Regions from separate parts of the Homo sapiens genome. Here all the other regions are linked to region 3. The links are chromatin loops, found by intact Hi-C in ENCODE. Cell type or tissue: MCF 10A. All regions are shown on one strand. Each heading gives the region's core, and the rest is flanking DNA. Links, peaks and the distances in the headings are about the cores only.

Evidence for each region. Hi-C counts contacts between places; a loop is a spot of excess contacts. Peaks named below come from ENCODE experiments on the same cell type or tissue, not always from the same donor. Only the 100,000 strongest peaks of a DNase experiment are listed, where the experiment ranks them.
Region 1: a loop joins it to region 3, with 5 times the contacts of the local background. A loop is called at or near these places in 3 of 110 quality-filtered maps.
Region 2: it touches region 3 in a loop (3-fold over the local background); 3 of 110 quality-filtered maps call a loop at or near these places.

The regions. Positions count from the first base shown.
Region 1 is chr14:62,177,089-62,182,858 of GRCh38, reverse strand. No RefSeq gene overlaps it. Among named protein-coding and RNA genes, the nearest start is that of LINC00644, 40 kb to the right of the region's middle. In MCF 10A, for the core only: a CTCF peak has its summit at 3,287 (motif pointing left); a DNase peak (open chromatin) is centred at 3,298.
Region 2 is chr14:63,037,364-63,043,133 of GRCh38, reverse strand. The region is part of intron 1 of KCNH5 (potassium voltage-gated channel subfamily H member 5); the gene reads left to right. Among named protein-coding and RNA genes, the nearest start is that of KCNH5, 5.2 kb to the left of the region's middle. In MCF 10A, for the core only: a CTCF peak has its summit at 3,166 (motif pointing right); a DNase peak (open chromatin) is centred at 3,123.
Region 3 is chr14:62,689,407-62,695,176 of GRCh38, reverse strand. No RefSeq gene overlaps it. Among named protein-coding and RNA genes, the nearest start is that of KCNH5, 350 kb to the left of the region's middle. RefSeq lists a silencer at 2,712-3,006 and an enhancer at 2,712-3,006. In MCF 10A, for the core only: no CTCF peak of the experiment used is centred there; DNase peaks (open chromatin) are centred at 936 and 2,776.

The DNA of each region.
Region 1 (5,770 bases), core at 192-5,191, 510 kb after region 3:
GTTGAACTCTACTGGTCTAGTGTATGATTCTCAATAAAATTGCAATGGAGCTTTTCTCATCTAGACATCCCAGAGGTCTCTCCCAGTACATATGAATCAGCAGAAACTATGAGTGGTCCTGTTTTTGAAGATGCTCCTCAGTGATTATAAGAGCCATAGAGTATCTGCACTAGAACATTCTAAGTGTGCTTCATAAGCTTTATTTTTGTACATCCATCACCTGGGGAGCTCATTAATCAGCTAACTTCAACTCCAGAGATTCTGATGAGTTCGATCTGAAATGAACCTGAGGTCCCCTGGAATGTTCATTTACTATGCCCTGCACATGATCTAACTCAAGGGACCCCCAGAACCACATTTGAAAAAATACCTCTCTGGGGGTGGGAAGTGCTGTCACACAAGGAACAGGTGAAAACAACCACCAGCACTGTACCAGCAATGCAGGGGCACAAAAGGGGAAGAGGACAATAATGAAAGTAATTATTTAAGTAATTTGATATGTGGCATTACAAAAAAATTATCAAAATAATCAGAAAGTCATAACTGTTTATCTTGTTTAACTTTTAACTTTTTGGTTTAGAAAATTCTTCTATTATTTTAAATTACATGACAAGGAGTGGGTATAATCTTTTCAGAGCTTGGAGCTTCTACAGATTTGATGTTAACACATAATAAAAATATTGTCCCAAACATGGAGGCTGCTCTATCTTCTACTGTAGGATATTAGGATCAGAAGGATCTGTATGGACACCAGCCTTTGGGTTCATTAATCCTGAGGGCAGAGTGTCTTACCTTTTGGTCTTGATTTACTGTTTTTTTGTTGTTTTGTAAATCAGATCATCCTTATTAAAGAGAGGAAAACTGCTGCATTCAGAGGAAGATAGATCTTCAGAAAACATTGTCAGGCAGAAGGCCTTTGGCTCATTAACTACACAAGTTAAGGTCCCTCTTGCAGAGCCCTAAAGGACTCTCACCAACACCACAGCAGGAGAACCAATACCCTGGGCAAATGACTTCCTGCCTGCAGAAAGTCTCTTAGAAGAGAAGGTTCTAATTCTAGTTAAAAGCTCTCCCACCTCGATCTGCTCGGAGCCCGGATTTAGGCTCTGATTCACCATCTCTGCATTCCAATAGCATGCAAATAGCACCAAGAGCTGGAGTCCATTAAAAAAAAAAATTTTAACAGATTTCTTAAGTGGTCATAAATCTTGTTTCTGATGTGTTTTGTTTCTTCCAACAAGTACCTTGCCATTAATGAAAGAATTATTTTAAGGCAATTTAAGATCCTAAAATTTAATCAAATTTCCATATGACTTATTTTAGCAAATTGTTATAAAACAGGCAGTAATTAGCAGGAGGTGACCACCATGGTAAAGGATCCCTGGAAGATGATACTGTTCTTTTCACACCTGGGCAATTTGATTGACCTTCAGCGTAGGTGACCCCTTCATCTTTTTGTCCCCTTGTAGTAGTCATGATGGCATGGTTGAATACCCCATATTTGTGAAAGTGTCCTTCTTTGTGCTCACAGAACATATGGCTGAGGTCAGAGAGATGACTTGAAACAACCTTGAAACACAACTAACTAGGCCATTGTGGAATCAAGCCTATGACCCCAGCCTTTCAAACCTCAGCCTCTAATAGACTCAACCAGCCAGCCAATGTAGGGGATAGAGCACTGCATTACACTGTGTAAAGGCAAATCTTGGGAAATCTAAGGCTGTTAGTGTCAAAGGCACAGAAGCAAGCATCAGGCCCTATACTTCTCACCTGCATAAAGGAGTAAAGCCTGCAGAAGTTAAGCAACCTGTAAAAGGTGATATAATTAGTTAATGCCAGAGCCAAGGCCAATGTCCAAGTTTTAATTCCTAGGTTTAGAACTATTTCTCTTTAACATTAATTATGAAAATAACTGTAATGTGTCTTCATCAAAAACTAAAATAAGTAAGTATAAAGACCCTTAATTTTACATATGCAGAAAAATAACCACAGATTATTTCAGTTTTCCTATGAAATCATCTATAACAATTTATTCATGATTTACCATGTGTAGAGTATGTACTGTGAGTGTGGGCGTTACTAGACCCATTTTAGAAATGAGGACCCTGAGGAATTGAGTGTTTACCCATGTTCATGCAATGAAGAAATGGCAGAGTCTGAAGCCAGCTTACTCTTTTCTACCTTCGAAGTGGACCATATTACCCACTATGCTACACCACCTCTTAGAGCATCACCCACCACGTACAACTGGGTTTTGTTGGGGTCCTGAAGCTAGCTCAAGTTCCTGCCAAAACTAGATCCTCATCCCTATGACCCTGCCCCCGACCACCCCCACCCACACACACACTGCTGCCCACCTTCACTGTCTAATGTCAATTTACCATGGGAATTTTCTGTGTGTTCTAATTAGGTTCAGCAGGGCCCTTGCCTAAAAGCTACCTAGTGGCCAAATGCTGCCCATTAGAAAGCACATTCCTGTAGATGTGAAGTATGATACCTAGGATGTCTTCAGAAGGACAAGAAAGTCTGTGGAGCCTGTTGGAGGACTGGATAAATGTACCACTTCCTTTGCAACTTGGCCACAAAGCCATCCAGCTTCAGAAGACAAGGGAAGAAAAAGAGTTTACCCAAGCCCCAAAGTTCTCCTCCATGAATCCCACTTCCTCCTTCTACCTCTCACCTCTCAAATCTCAGATACTCATCAAGGCAATTGCTTCAGATTCCTTTCAATTCCCTTCTTACACAGCTGAGGACCCAGATGGAAACATGAGCCACTCATGACCATACAACTTAGCCTCCACCCAAGCAAGAACACTTTGAGAGTGTAAGGGGACACTATTGCTAAATGTGTTGGCCTATCAGACATAAGATAGGCTATCCTAGTCCACCTCAATGTATAATCAACCTGTCATACCTCCCAGTCGCCTTCTCTGCAAAACAGTTTTTAATGGACTGCTGAGGCAAAGGGCACAACTGCAGCAGCAGCGCTTTCCCAGGAAGGGCATCTCCCCAGGTGGCTGCCGTTACTGGCACACAGAGTCTGCAAGGGCAACAGCTGGCAAGGCAGGTTGGCTCACTTTAATTCAAATTGAACTCCTTCTACTGAAATCTAGTTTATTCTGAAAGAGGTGCTGAGGATATTGTTCGTGGAGCTGCATTTCTCAGCAAACTAGATCCAAAAGGCACCAAGTGGAAAAAGCAGGACACCTGTGAGCCATAACACAATTTGGCTGAGACACTTATTGCTACCAAGAGAAGAGCAAATGCAAAGGTTTGCTGCCACCTGCTGTTGCATATTCATCCTTGCTAACAAGATGACAGCAGCTGGGCTTGAGGCATTTGGTGCTTTGGGACATCTCCAGGAACCCAGACTCCAACTTACTCATACCAGAGCTGAACCACGGGGCCATCAAGCATGTATTTCACAAGCATTTATTGTGAACCTTCTGCACCCTAATCTAGGGAAGGAGATAAAAAGATGATTGAGATGAGACTCCTGCCCGTGCTGAATTTAAATCTATGTCATGAGAGGACAGAGAGCAGGGCAATGAGAAGTTGAGGGCAGAGATATTGTCTAAAATATCTTTGCATCTTCCAAAAAAAGAGTTTACCTTGTGATGTGTCAAAATGATTATTAGCTACCCAAGGAAGATGCACGTTCTAGTAATTTTTCTTTCATTTTCATTAGAAATCGATGAATGTGGTACACAGGAGCTGGTCCTAGAGAAATCTATGAAGTAGGGGTTATCTTCACCCTTTCCTCATGATCCCTAGCCTTTTGTCTTTGTTTCTGTCATATCCAGGGACCCAGTGGTATCAGATTAGGACAGGGACATTGATTTTTTTCTCATTATAGTCCTTTAACTTTTAAATTCAGGGGTACATATGCAGGATGTGCAGGTTTGTCAACATAGGCAACCATGTGTCATGGGGGTTTGTTGTACAGATTATTTCATCACCCAGGTATTAAGCATACTCTCCATTATTTTTTCTGATCCTCTCCCTCCTCTCACCCTTCATGCTCTGACAGGCCCCAGTGTGTGTTCGTCCCCTCTTTGTGTCCATGTGTTCTCATCATTTAGCTCCCACTTATAAGTGAGAACATGCAGTATTTGGTTTCCTGTTCCTGTGTTAGATTGCTAAGGATAATGGCTGATACGGTTTGGCTGTGTCCTCACCCAAGTCTCATCTTATAGTTCCCATAATCCCCATGTGTCATGGGAGGGACTCGGTGGGAGGTAACTGAATCATGTGGGTGGTTCCCCCATGCTATTCTCATGATAGTAAATTCTCACAAGATCTGATGGTTTTATAAAGGGCTTCCTTCTTTGCTTAGCTCTCATTCTCCTTCCTACTGCAATGTGAAGAACATGTTTGCTTCCCCTTCTGCTATGATCGTAAGTTTCCTCCCCACATGGGAGGTCTCCCTAGCCATGTGGAACTGTAAGTCAATTAAACCTCTTCCTTTATAAATTACCCAGTCTTGGGCAGTTCTTTATAGCAGCAAGAGAATGGACTAATACGATGGCCTCCAGCTCCATCTATGTTCCTGGAAAGAACATGATCTCATTTTATGGCTGCAGAGTATTCCATGGTGTATATGTCCCATGTTTTCTTTATCCAGTCTATCATTGATGGGCATTTAGGTTAATTCCATGTCTTTCCTATTGTGAATCATGCTGCAATAAACATACACATACATGTGTCTTTATAATCGAATGATTTATATTCCTTTGGGTATATATCCAGTAATGGGATTTCTGGGTCAAATGGTATTTCTATCTTTAGGTCTTTGAGGAATTGCCACCCTGTCTTCCACAATGGTTGAACCAATTTACACTCCCTCCAAAAGTGTAAAAGTATTTTTCTCCACAACCTCACCAGCATTTGTTATTTTTTTGGCTTTTTAGTAGTCATCCTGACTGTTGTAAAATTATATTTCATTGTAGTTTTGATTTGCATTTCTCTAATGATCAGTGATGTTGAGTTTTTTTTTTCAGGTGATTGTTGGCTGCATGTATGTCTTGAGAAATGTCTGTTCTTCAAAGTGTCCTTTGCCCACTTATTAATGGGGTTGTTTTTTCCTGTAAATTTAAGTTCCTTATAGATGCTGGATATTAGACCTTTATCAGGTGTATAGTTTGCAAAATTTTTCTCCCATTCTGTAGGTTGTTTACTCTGTTGATAGTTTCTTTTGCTGTGCAGCAGCTCTTTAGTTTAATTAGATTCCATTTGTCAACTTTTGCTTTTGTAGCATTTGCTCTTGGCATCTTTTGTCATAAAATCTTTATTTGTGCCTATGCCCTGAAGGGTATTGTCTAGGTCGCCTTCCAGGGTTTTCATAGTTTTAAGTCTTTAACCCATCTTAAGTTAACTTTTGTATATGATATAAGGAAGGGGTCCAGCTTCAACTTTTTGCATATGGCCAGCCAGTTCTCCCAGCACTATTTATTGAATAGGGAATCCTTTCCCCATTACTTTTTTCTGTCAGGTTTGTTGAAGATCAGATGGTTGTAGGTGTGTGGCCTTATTTCTGGGTTCTCTATTCTGTTTCATTGGTCAATGTGTCTGTTTTTGTACCAGTACCATGCTGTTTTGGTTACTGTAGCCCTGCAGTATAGTTTGAAGTTGGGTAGCATGATGCCTCCAGCTTTGTTCTTTTTGCTTAGGATTGCATTGACTATATGGGCTCCTTTTTGGTACCATATAAATTTTAAAATAGTTTTCTCTAGTTCTGTGAAGAATGTCAATGGTAGTTTAATGGGAATAG
Region 2 (5,770 bases), core at 302-5,301, 350 kb before region 3:
CTTAGGTGGCTTAGAAATGTCTGTTTCTGTTGCCTCCATTTTGTATCTACCACTCAAATTAATGAGTATTTTATCTTTTTTACACTTCATGTTCATAATCGTTTCATTGGTTAAATGTTTCTTTCCTGGACAATACCAAGTGAAAATGAAAATTTATCTGTTTTGGCACTTAAATGCCACCTCTAATCGCCTATGGCTAACTTTGAATACCACTACTCAAAGACCCTGAACTGTTTGAAGTGTGTTAGATAGTTGTAGTGAGTATATATGCAGGTGTGTGTGATAAATACTGAAAAGTCTCAGTACCTCTTTTATAGGCAGAACCTCAGAAATTGAGAATTATGGTATTAAATTGGTCTACACATTCACGGGGGAATATCCCGCAGTTGTCATTTCTATATGATTTGGCAGAGAAATAGAAAAATTTATCCTGAGAAATTGTTTAATTGAGACTAATAGAAAATTCCCTTCAGGATTCTCACAGATGGATCAGGTTTGTCACTTTGAAGGTTTCATTATTCACTAACTTAACAACATTGAAAGTGAAGTGTTGGCAGAGGTTTAGCAGGAAGAGAAAGAATAGCACCCAGCACTCCCAATCTATTTAACAATTGAAGAAACAGAGGCTGGCCTTGTCTTTTTACCTGAACCCCAAGAAAAGCTCTTTCTGATACAATACCATTTTCTTCTTATGAAAAGGTCAGATCTTACAGTGAGAGTCAGCCAAACATAGACATAGATATAGAGAGATACCCAGATAATACACAGTCACATAGGTAAACACTCAGCTGGTCAGGCATCCACCCAGAAAACTGAAAAGAGGAATATCCTACTTCTTCTTTTTTAGGATTTGTCTGTAAAGTGTGTCCACCACCCTACAGACAGAGAGGAAGCAATCTAACTCTTTTTCTCTGTCTTGCACACAAGGAGCAAAACAGAGATGTAGGAAACAAAACAAAACAAAACACACAGAGCAGAGAGAAAGGGGTGGGGTGGGAGAGAGAGAGAGAGAGATTATGGGACATGCAAGGGAAATGGACACAAAGAGAAAATGTCAGACATTTATTTGTCCATGGGTATCACCAATGAACTGAAATCTCAGCCAGTTACAAATTTACCAGAACATTTTTTTGATGATGTGAAACAAAAAAGCAAGAAGTGTGGCATATTTGAATATCAATTTTATACCTGAGGATTTCTTAATAAAGTTCCAAACTCCTCAGATGCAGTTTCCCAGAATACCAGCACTGTATTCTGTACTCCAGAGTGGCAACTATAACCTATGCTATTATTTCACACCTCTTGAGACTGGATTTTTATTTTCCTTATTTAGTTGACTCAGTCTGTTATAAGCGAGCATTGCAAGTTGTTACTGGTGATTCAAAGTCTATAAAATAAAATAATGAGGGCCATTGAGTAGGATGGATACACACACCCTTTATAGCCAAATCTCAAAAGAAGCAAGGAATTCTTTTTAGTTTAAAGATAAAAGATAAGATCATTTCTAGACAAAAGGAATTATAATAATTCTTAGCATGTGATTCTAGTAAATATAGAGAACATTATTACTCTAAGAAGTTGTAAAGTTTAAAGTATAAATGCTATAGGACGGCTTAGACAAACTTTTGGCTAGTACGATCAAAATAAGCCATTAGTAAGGGAAGGTTTAGAGGACTATGTGGTGAGTTCATTACAGCTGAGCAATGTCTCCCAGAAGGCCCCTGCCTCAAGGGCTTACAGACTAGATTTGTGTCTAGAACATTATTAGGATACCTTCCTTTATTTAAATTTCAATTATTTATGCAAACTATTAATCTAAATTGGGCTCTAGGGAGCAATAAACTTGTGGGTAGAGGTTAAGTATCTGGAAGAAAGTAACTGTTTTTAGGACTTTTAGGTTAAAATTTAGATTCAAAAGACAAAAAATATTTCAAAGACCTTCAACCTGATTTTGTCTTTGGGCAGCACATTTTACTCATATGTTGTCTTCAATTCCTTAGCAAATAGGCAGACATGATTAGTTTGAGTGACAGTAAGCTAGGTTGCTATTTTGAAAATTTTAACTACAAATTAATACCTTTTAACTAGAAATTATTATTATTTAATATTTTAAGCTTTATGACAAATTGGAAGTTTATTTTAGTTTTGTGGAAAACTAGAAGTGTTTTTCTTTTTGGGGAAAAAAGGGGTTCAGGAAAGAAGAAAACAGAGAAGGTAGTATTTTATGAACCACTTACCTTTCAAGAGAAGAAACTCAGTATCCTCAATTTTTCATTCTGCTTGAGATAGCTGGTTGCACAAGCACTTTTTTTACTCAGCTATCTCTTACTTGTAGAAAAGTCCAAAATTATTTTCATGCTGAATTGACATTTGTACAAACTGAGGTCTTAAAAGAAACCTATAAGAGAGGAAGCAGAACTAGTGATCTGTAAACAAAACAAAAAAGGAATAATAACTTTTACAATTAGCCAATTTAAAAGAAATAATGGAAAACAAATGGACATTATTTTGGTTGTTGTTGTTATAAAGTTATTGACATTTTTTCTTGAAAGGTTTTCTTTAATATCTAAGACACTATTCAGGAAATACTGATAAAACCACACAGTGTTTTTGAAGCACTGGTTTACTCAGGTCTTATAATGTACCACTTTAACATTTAAAATATCAAAGAGGTTGAAATTATACTGACCACTTCCTAAATTATATTTATACATAAGCCACAAGATTGTCCCTTGCATTAGATTCCCACACTGTGTTATATAATGAATGCAGCACATTGCTGATAGAGGGATGCTTATTCTAAGATACTGTTATCTTCACTAGAAATTGCCCTCTTTGTTTATCTTTTGCTTGATTCCAGAAGTAGGATGTGTAAGACATCCATCTACCTAGGCACCTTGTAACTGACTTACTAAAAGGATCATATAAACATTATTTTTAATAGAAGGGCGTAGTTATGATTATTTTAATTGATAGCGACTGAGTAGATTTCCTAAAGAAGCCCTTTAGTTTAGTCAGTGTTTATCTTTTTCTTTCCTTGTGAGTCACAGCCGAGTTTCTTAGCTTGGAGGAACAATGCTTCTGCATTCTCCAGAGTGTAGCCTAGGAAAAGGTTGTGCTGTTCACCAAAGTACTGTAGTTAGTATTTACCACAAGAGGTCACTCTGGGTTCTGTCACAGGTGAACCAAGTAGTTAATATTTTTCTCTTTTTCTGTTCTCCCACCTCCCCCTTCCCCCACCTTGCTTGCCACCCCCCAAATTTGACTGGGAGGGAGTCAATGTAGTTAGTTGGTGCTCTTGGAAGAAAATATCTAAAATGTAAGACATGCAGGAAAGTTAAATGAAAAAAGGTATGTATTATATTAATTATTAGAATTTATTTTAGTTGACAGTGATCAACATTTTATAACTACACGAAAGTGATACTGATAAAAATTGTTTCTGTAAAGAGATGGATTTAAATACATTTTAGACTAATAGAGCATTTTCTTTAGCAGATAAAATTTTATGGTAATACGCAATTTCAGCATTTCATATACATACAGTATATGAAATATAAAGTCTTGCAGAAAAATGACCTGTACATAATGCTTCATATTGAGCCACTTCAACAGATTTTTTCTCTATGAGACATCTTTATATAATTTATATTGAATTGGTGAAGTAGAATCAGTTCATAACAGTGCTTTAATTTTATCAAAAGATAGTTTACAGATTTATAGTTACTTCCTCAGGATGTTATGTAATCCTAGTATTTTATTTTTACCCAAATTTTAAAAATTAAATACAGAGCTAAATTGTTTAAAATTATTAAATAATATTTTCAAAGTTTTTTAAATTATTAAACTCCAAAAGACAGGATTGGGAGTAGACTGTTTTAAGAGGTTTTGTTTCCTCTTAGTCAGTAAATCTGAATTTTGGTTTAAGGCAATTCTTTTTTCTTTTTGGTGGGTTAGAAACCATATAGCAAGAGATACTTTGAAATGTTCCACACAATTTTGGTTTTAATGGGAAAAATTGAAACATGTCTTAAAGTACTTTTATAAATACAAGAGACGTGTTGTGAATCAGATAAACATGGATAACAAATCACAATCCAAAACCAGTGGCAATTATTGTTGTGGAAATTGAGGTCAAAGAAAGTAGTGTTCTAGAAAGTATTCTAGAAAATGGACATTTATGAAACAAATTCCTTTACCAATAGCAAAGCAGAATGTAAAAAAATCCTCAGCATTTTCCACTAAATAGTCTAGCTTTATAATACATGACATGAGTCCTTTTCATCATTTAAAGATAATTAAAAAGAATCATTTAAATATTCCTATTTTATATAATATAGAAACTAATATATTAGAAAGGCTGAGTCTTGAAATATATTTGATCAAATGGAGGCAGTAATAACTATTGTCACATAGATCAGTGTGTATTTTAGACATCATTTTAGTGTTTGGTTATATGTGGATACTATTACCTAGTAAAGAGACATATTTATATACATTCTAGATAGTAGTTTTGTGATATATTAGGTTGACAAAAGAAAAAAGAGGAAAATTAATGAGCACAGTAATTTAGAAAGAAAGTGTGGTTAGAAAGCTATTGGAAATTTTATTGAAAATAGATTTCCCTCTCTCTTTGGGTCTGGTCCCATTACAGAAATATAACTATTAAGTACAAAGTCATATGGATCTCAAAAGATACGCAATTTGAGATCTGAGCTTATGTGCATAATCATAACAGCTTGTAGATATAAGGACATATAATTGGGAAGTCATGAAAATTTTGGTATATGAACTAAGCTCCCTGAGGATATGGGTCATATCTTAAAAAGACTTTTATGTCCTCCACTGTGCAGAGCACATAGCAGTAAGTATTCGTTGAATAAATGCTTTTTTGATTTTTGTCTCCTAAAGTAACCAAGACCATAATTAATTCTTTCCCCAAGCCAATGCTGATTAAATCTATTAAGTGAGCTTGAATAAGTAATTACATAGTTTAAACTATTTAGTTAATCAATGCATATATCTGAAAACAGAAACCACACTGCATAGGGCAAATCAGATGGTACTTCTGAGAGGATGAGAAAGGAATATGAAATGGATCCCATGTTCACTTCCTATTCCAAATTGAGGTGCGGCTGAAATATTTTCTACCATTTTTGTTTCAGTTGTCAAGAGCTTGAAAGCTGGACTATTTAATACCAGAAAGAACTGCTTAAAAATTTGTAGATTCTAACTAAATTATTTTAACAACTTTGCAGTTAGCAGTTATTGATGGTGAGTTTTATCCCTGGGAATCAATCCTTACCTGCTTAAGTACCTTCTGAGTGAGTTTTGCCTTGGGGAGCAGCTTACAGCCCTGTGCAGTATGCAGCAGAAGAGGAAAATGAGTTTTAGATTTTTAGAGACTGCAGGGCCAGCCTCAGGTTGCCATATCTAACTAAAAATCGAACAACTCACTTGGATTGAGGGGAAAAGTTAACCTTTGTCCTGATCTTTTCTGTAAGCCCTTTTTGGTCTGCTGGCATTTATTTTTATTTTTTAAATTTGGGGGAAAATTAAAGCACAATGATTTTATTTTTATACATTTACAAGCATTGAAAAAATAGAGGAGTTCCTCAATGGGGGTTAAAGAGTCTCAGAATAAAGACTCCGAAATACAACGCTGATCCTTTTGCTTGGCTCTCATGCCCTTTCTAGTTAATTATCCATTAATGCAACACCATTTTATTGAGTACCTACTATGTGCTAGGCAGGGATCTAGCACTAGGGA
Region 3 (5,770 bases), core at 211-5,210:
CATTAGGCCCTTGGTTTTTACATCAGGACCTATAGAAATAAATGTTAAAATTATTTTTTGGAGGATTTGTAATCTGATTACAGAATTCCAGGGTTTAGCCTTGTGCTGAAGTTCCTAACATAGGAAAAATGCTAGGGTTCCCCTTCGTGTATGTTCTATTTACAGATATGGAGTATTACAATTCATGGCATCCACTTAGTTTCTCCTTTGCATGATGACCTATGTGGAAAAGTCCCACAGGAGCATTGATATCTGTGCAGGACACTATGGTCATGTATACATGAGCTACTTAAGGAAAAGGGCTGTGGCCAGGAGCGGTGGCTCACGCCTGTAATCCCAGCACTTTGGGAGGCTGAGGTGGGCGGATCACCTGAGGTCGGGAGTTCGAGACCAGCCTGGCCAACATGGCGAAACCCCATCTCTACTAAAAATACAAAAATTAGCCAGGCGTTGTGGTGGGTGCCTGTAATCCCAGCTACTCAGGAGGCTGAGGCAGGAGAATCCCCTGAACCCGGGAGGCGGAGGTTGCAGTGAGCCGAGATTGCGCCATTGCACTCCAGCCTGGGAACAAGAACGAAACTCTGTCTCAAAAAAAAAAAAAAAAAAAGGAAAAGGGCTGTGTCCCTTCTTGTTTAATAGCTCCCTACAGTGTTTAGAAGTGTGCACTATACCCAGTATAGCTACTACTATTAAAAGTCTTGAAAGAATGCTTAGAGTAGTTCAAGTCTATTTCTTTAAGACTCACTCCTGTTTTGAAAAGCTTCAGTACAGCTAAGTCATGCAGGAGGATATATCTATCACTTGGTATTCTCTTTGCATTCAAAATGAGTGAGACATCATAAAACACTTCCAACTCCCTGACAATGTGTATTATGTGGCCTAGAACACCATGTGATGCCTTGATATGTTTGTGCGTCACCGGGCCCCAAAGACCTAACCATAAGTTCCCTTGTTCTTGCTAGATGTGTCCCCTTGACCCCCAGTGAAAAAGGCTTCCACCTGGCTAGTTTCCCTATTAGTCAGACCAGCTGCACTCCACCAGTCTGCAACCTAACAGGCTTTCATTTTCTTGCCATCCAACAAATTTCTTCAAACAATCCAATCACATCCTCCTGTGGGAACCAGGGGTTATCTCACCCCCTTGTTACTACAAAGTGTGCCTCACCATGGCCTCTGATTGTTCTGAGTCCAACCCCAGTGTGGCCCTACATGGTATGGGATGTTCTTCTCCTCTGGGCTGTGAGTATATGTGACCAACAAATTGCTATTTCATCTGCCCAGGGTTTGGTGTTTGGCCATCTTGTATTATTTAGGGTGGGGGACTCCTCCCTCACCGACGGGGTGAACAGGAGGCCACTAGAACAGAATGATAATTCACTTTATTCAGGAGAATTTTAGTGTCCATCAACTAATACTGCTCAACAAAAATTAGCACATTATGGCTGTTCTCACTTTGATGGTTTAATTAAGTGAGGGTCTCTGTATATCATAAGGCTTTGTAGTCAAACGTGGTGATACTCTGTGTATAAATTTTGGATTTTGTCTTTTGCTGTGATTTCATAATAAAGGTGATTGGTTTAGCTTGGACCTGCATCAGCCAGGTAGTAAAAATGAATCTCTTTTTAAATCCAGTTTGAATGCTTAGATCAAATGTGTTTTCCTCTTTCACCGTTCTTAATGGTGGAGTTCGTTGATGCAATAAAAGTGAAATAATGACACTTTGCTTTTTGCAAATGTCTTCACTTTTCAAGATACTTTGCATTTTCAAGGTATCAATAGCTTTACAGTTATCTGGACAGTTCAACAGTGAAGGAAATGATACTTTTTCAAAGTTTCTATACAATCTTTTCACTACTCCAAAGAGTTTGAAATGATCGTGTAGATCAGTAGTTCTCAACTGGGGCCAGTGTTGCTCTTAGGGGATAGTTGGCAATTTGTGGGAGTGTTTTGGGTTGTCTAATTAGGGCGACAGTGCTTCTGGCATCTAGTTGATAGGGACAAGTGATGCTGCTAAACATCCTACAATGAATAGAATAACTCTCATAATGAAGGTATTATCCCATCCCAAATGCCCAAAGTGCTGAGGTTGAGATTCCCTGATTTAGACCACACGGCATGCTGCTTGCTCTTTTCAAATTACACAAACCATTATGTGAATGATTTGACCCACAATTCAGCCACAGTCAGAAGTTGGCTTATTCAGAAAGTAACTCATGAGAACATTCCTAGAAATAGTGCAAAGCACCACAGTAGAGGCTGGGGGTTAGGGCACGGCAGATCCATGCTCATCCTTTCAGTCTGTATATAATCTCTACATCCCACAGTCCCTTTGTGCCTGTCTGAATAGAGCAGAACCATATTCTGCCATGACAAAGCAAAAATTCCCAGTCCAATGCTATAACTTTCAGTTCAGAATAGACTTTACAGAACATTTGTGTCTTTTTCATTTGATATTTAAGTATTCATACACAGATACTAGCTTCTTTCATGTGAAATTTGTAATTTAAAAAATGGATTAGTTTTTATTTTGGAAGAAGAATCTGCTCAACAATCAAATAACTCTTTTAACTGTCTGTCAAGTTATAAATGAGCCTAGTTTTGATACTATCCAGTTTATTATAGCTTAAATTGTAGGGGATCTAACAAATGTTGGTAAAAATGTCTTCTGTGGGCTCATTAGTATCATTTTTAAATGGAGGCTCCGCGGCTTCATTGAGCTGAATTCCTGCCCTGCCTTGCCCTCTTTCCTTTCTTATGTGTACACAGCTCTGACTCACTCATTACACAACCTTTGGAAAGAGAGTATGTGCTTAGAGGCAGAGATATGGGCTTGCCTGTGCACGTCAGTGCAAAAACTCATTGAGAATCCTGCTTAGGTTTATGTTTCCATTACCACTATTATTGCAGATCTGACTGAATGTGATGGCTTCTACATAATTACACACACATACACCTCATTCATGTAAATGAAATAAGCTTATGAGGCAAGTAATCATCTTAACTTGATAGCCACCACTCTTATTTCTTTGAGAATTAGGTGATATTTCTAGACTCTAGGAATCTTGCTTCCCTTAGTCCTGACAGTGAGCCACACTTTGTTTACAAATGAATTATGTCTGGTATTTGTACATTGGCACCAGTGAGATCTATTGGAGAAGTTTCATTGTGAAACTTTATTGCTTCTTAATTAATAACTTTATTATAGTTTAACTAGCATACATTTATTCACTATAAATCTATAATACTATGGGTTTAGTAAATTCATATAGGTGTGCAACCATCACCATGATCCAGTTCTAGAATGTTTCTGTTACCCCAAGCTGGTCCCTCATGCCCATTGTCAGTCCTCGCTACCCTCCCAAGCCTCAGGCAGTCCTCTTGTGCTTTCTCTTTCCTTAGATTTGCCATTAACAGACCTTTCACTTAAATAGAATCATACAATACACAGGCTTTGGTGCCAAACTTCTTTCTCTTAAACCATGCTTTGGAAGTAAATCCATGTTGTTGAATGTGTCAGCAGTTCATTTTTATTGCTGAGTATTTCAATACACAGTTATACCCCACTTTGTCTAGTTACCAATTGATAGACATTTAGATTATTTCTAATTTTTTTTTTTTGCTTTATAAATAATGCCTGTGTAGGTATATGTTTTCATTTGCCATGGGCGGATATGTAGGAGTAAAATTACTGGGACCTTTGGTAGATGTGTGTTTAAGTTTTAAAGAAAATACCAAACTATTTTCTCAAGTGACTGTACTATTTCACATTCCTTCTAACAACACATACGATGGTTCCAGTTTCTCCGCATCCTTGCTAACACGTAGTATTATCAGCCTTTCTGATTAGTTACATTTTAGTGGGTCTATAGTGGTATCTCCTGTGGTTTAAATGTGTATTTTCCTGATGATTAATGATCTTAAGCATCTTTATTTGTGCCCTTTCTATATCATCTTCTTTGGTGAAAGGTGTATTGGAATATATTGTATTGAGACAATGTTTACATCTCTCACCTTCTTTTTGCCTCTCGTTGCCACTATTTTTCAGTCCCAATAGGTTGACAATTAATTGATTTCTGAGCTATAAGACTAGGCACTTCTCAGATATTTTAGTGAATTATTGGGAAGGGGGATCAGAGGCATTAGCACTTTTGGGAGGTATTGCTTGAAATTACAAAGCTTCCTTCACTGCTTAATATGTCTGACTATTTCAAGGAACCCATTTACACTATTTCTTAATAGGTGCTGCAAAGCAGTTTGGTGCCAAAGATTTTAATCTCAAAAGATTTTATTTATCCCAATGAGAGATTTGAGATTTTATTAATCTCAAAAGCTGATTTTGAAAAGAATTCAGGAGGAATTTTGCATTCCTATTCTGAACTGTTCTTATAGTTGTCTAGTATTCATCCATTCATGCAGGTAATAAATGCTAGATTAAACTATAAAAATCTTTAAAAGTAAAGCACCTTAAAAATTATAGTTGCACATCTAGGCAAGATCTATTCCTTGCAATTCAGGCAACTCAGTATCTTGGGCTGGTTTACTTTTCAAGCTCTCAGTCAGACCCTTTATTTCATGGAAAAGTTATTTAGTCAGGGTTCTATCCATTAGTTTCTCCAGCAGGCTTTGCTTTTCTTTGGTGCATTGTTTTTTAAGTTAAACTAAAATAAGAAGATTTTTCTGGTGAAAAATCCTGTAAAGCAGGTGATATGGCTATACAATAATATTCTGTTTTAAAAAATTATAGTTTGTTTCACAAGCTTAAGAATTATAATAACATGGAATTTAAAAGTCTTTGTTGCTTTGTGTTGTAAACTCATTCTGGAAAAGTTGAGGAAAGTATACTATTATTTTTCTTTTGACTTGTTGGCTAATGGTCATTTTTCCAGAATGACTTGATGTGAAAGAGCATGAACTATTCCAAGCAAAGCAGAATTGTTCACAGTTGGAGAGATTCAATATCTCTCCAAACCAAGTCTTTTGGCTTACATTTCCCTGCAACACCTCAAGCCACGGTGAAGCTTTGAAAGAAGATGCCCATTGAAAAGTGTTTCACAATTCTAGGACCTCAGACTATACTGCTTCTAAATACACTGGTTCTGTGCCTGTAAAGTGCAGATTGGGCTCCCACTAATTTACAAAATTAAATCCCATTCTCACTCTACTGATCCCGTAAGCTGATTCTGTGAAGGCCAAGGCCACATTTCCTGGATACCCTTGTTTCTCCAGGATCTAACAAAGAGCCACATGTGTAGAATGTAATCAGTCATTGTTGACTAAACAAATGTTGAATGTTATCTTAACATTGTTAAATGTCAACATCATAAAATGGTGAATGAATATCTTAATACCTCACTGTCTGACTCTTAGAGAGACTACCTTCTACTCAGTATTTTCAGGTTTCTTCAGATTTGTTCCTTTTGGTTCAAAGGTTAAAATGAAGAGATCACTACTGTATATTCTGGTATGATGCTAATAACATTTTAGAATATGTGGAATTACCAATATACAACTATATCATTTTAGTTTTCCTGTAATTTTTCAAATGTATGTTATTTTACAGACATGCATTAGATTCATACTACATAAAACTACTACGCCTTAAAAGGGAGCGTTACAGAGGCATACGGGAGAGAGTTCGTGCCTTCAGAGGAGCTTAGAATACAAGGTAGGATGCTGAGAGGTATACAAATAATATAAAGGACTAGGTACAAGTGGAAGGAATGTGGTAAGGATGCAGAGAAAATAATGATTGTGGAAAGAATCATCCTCA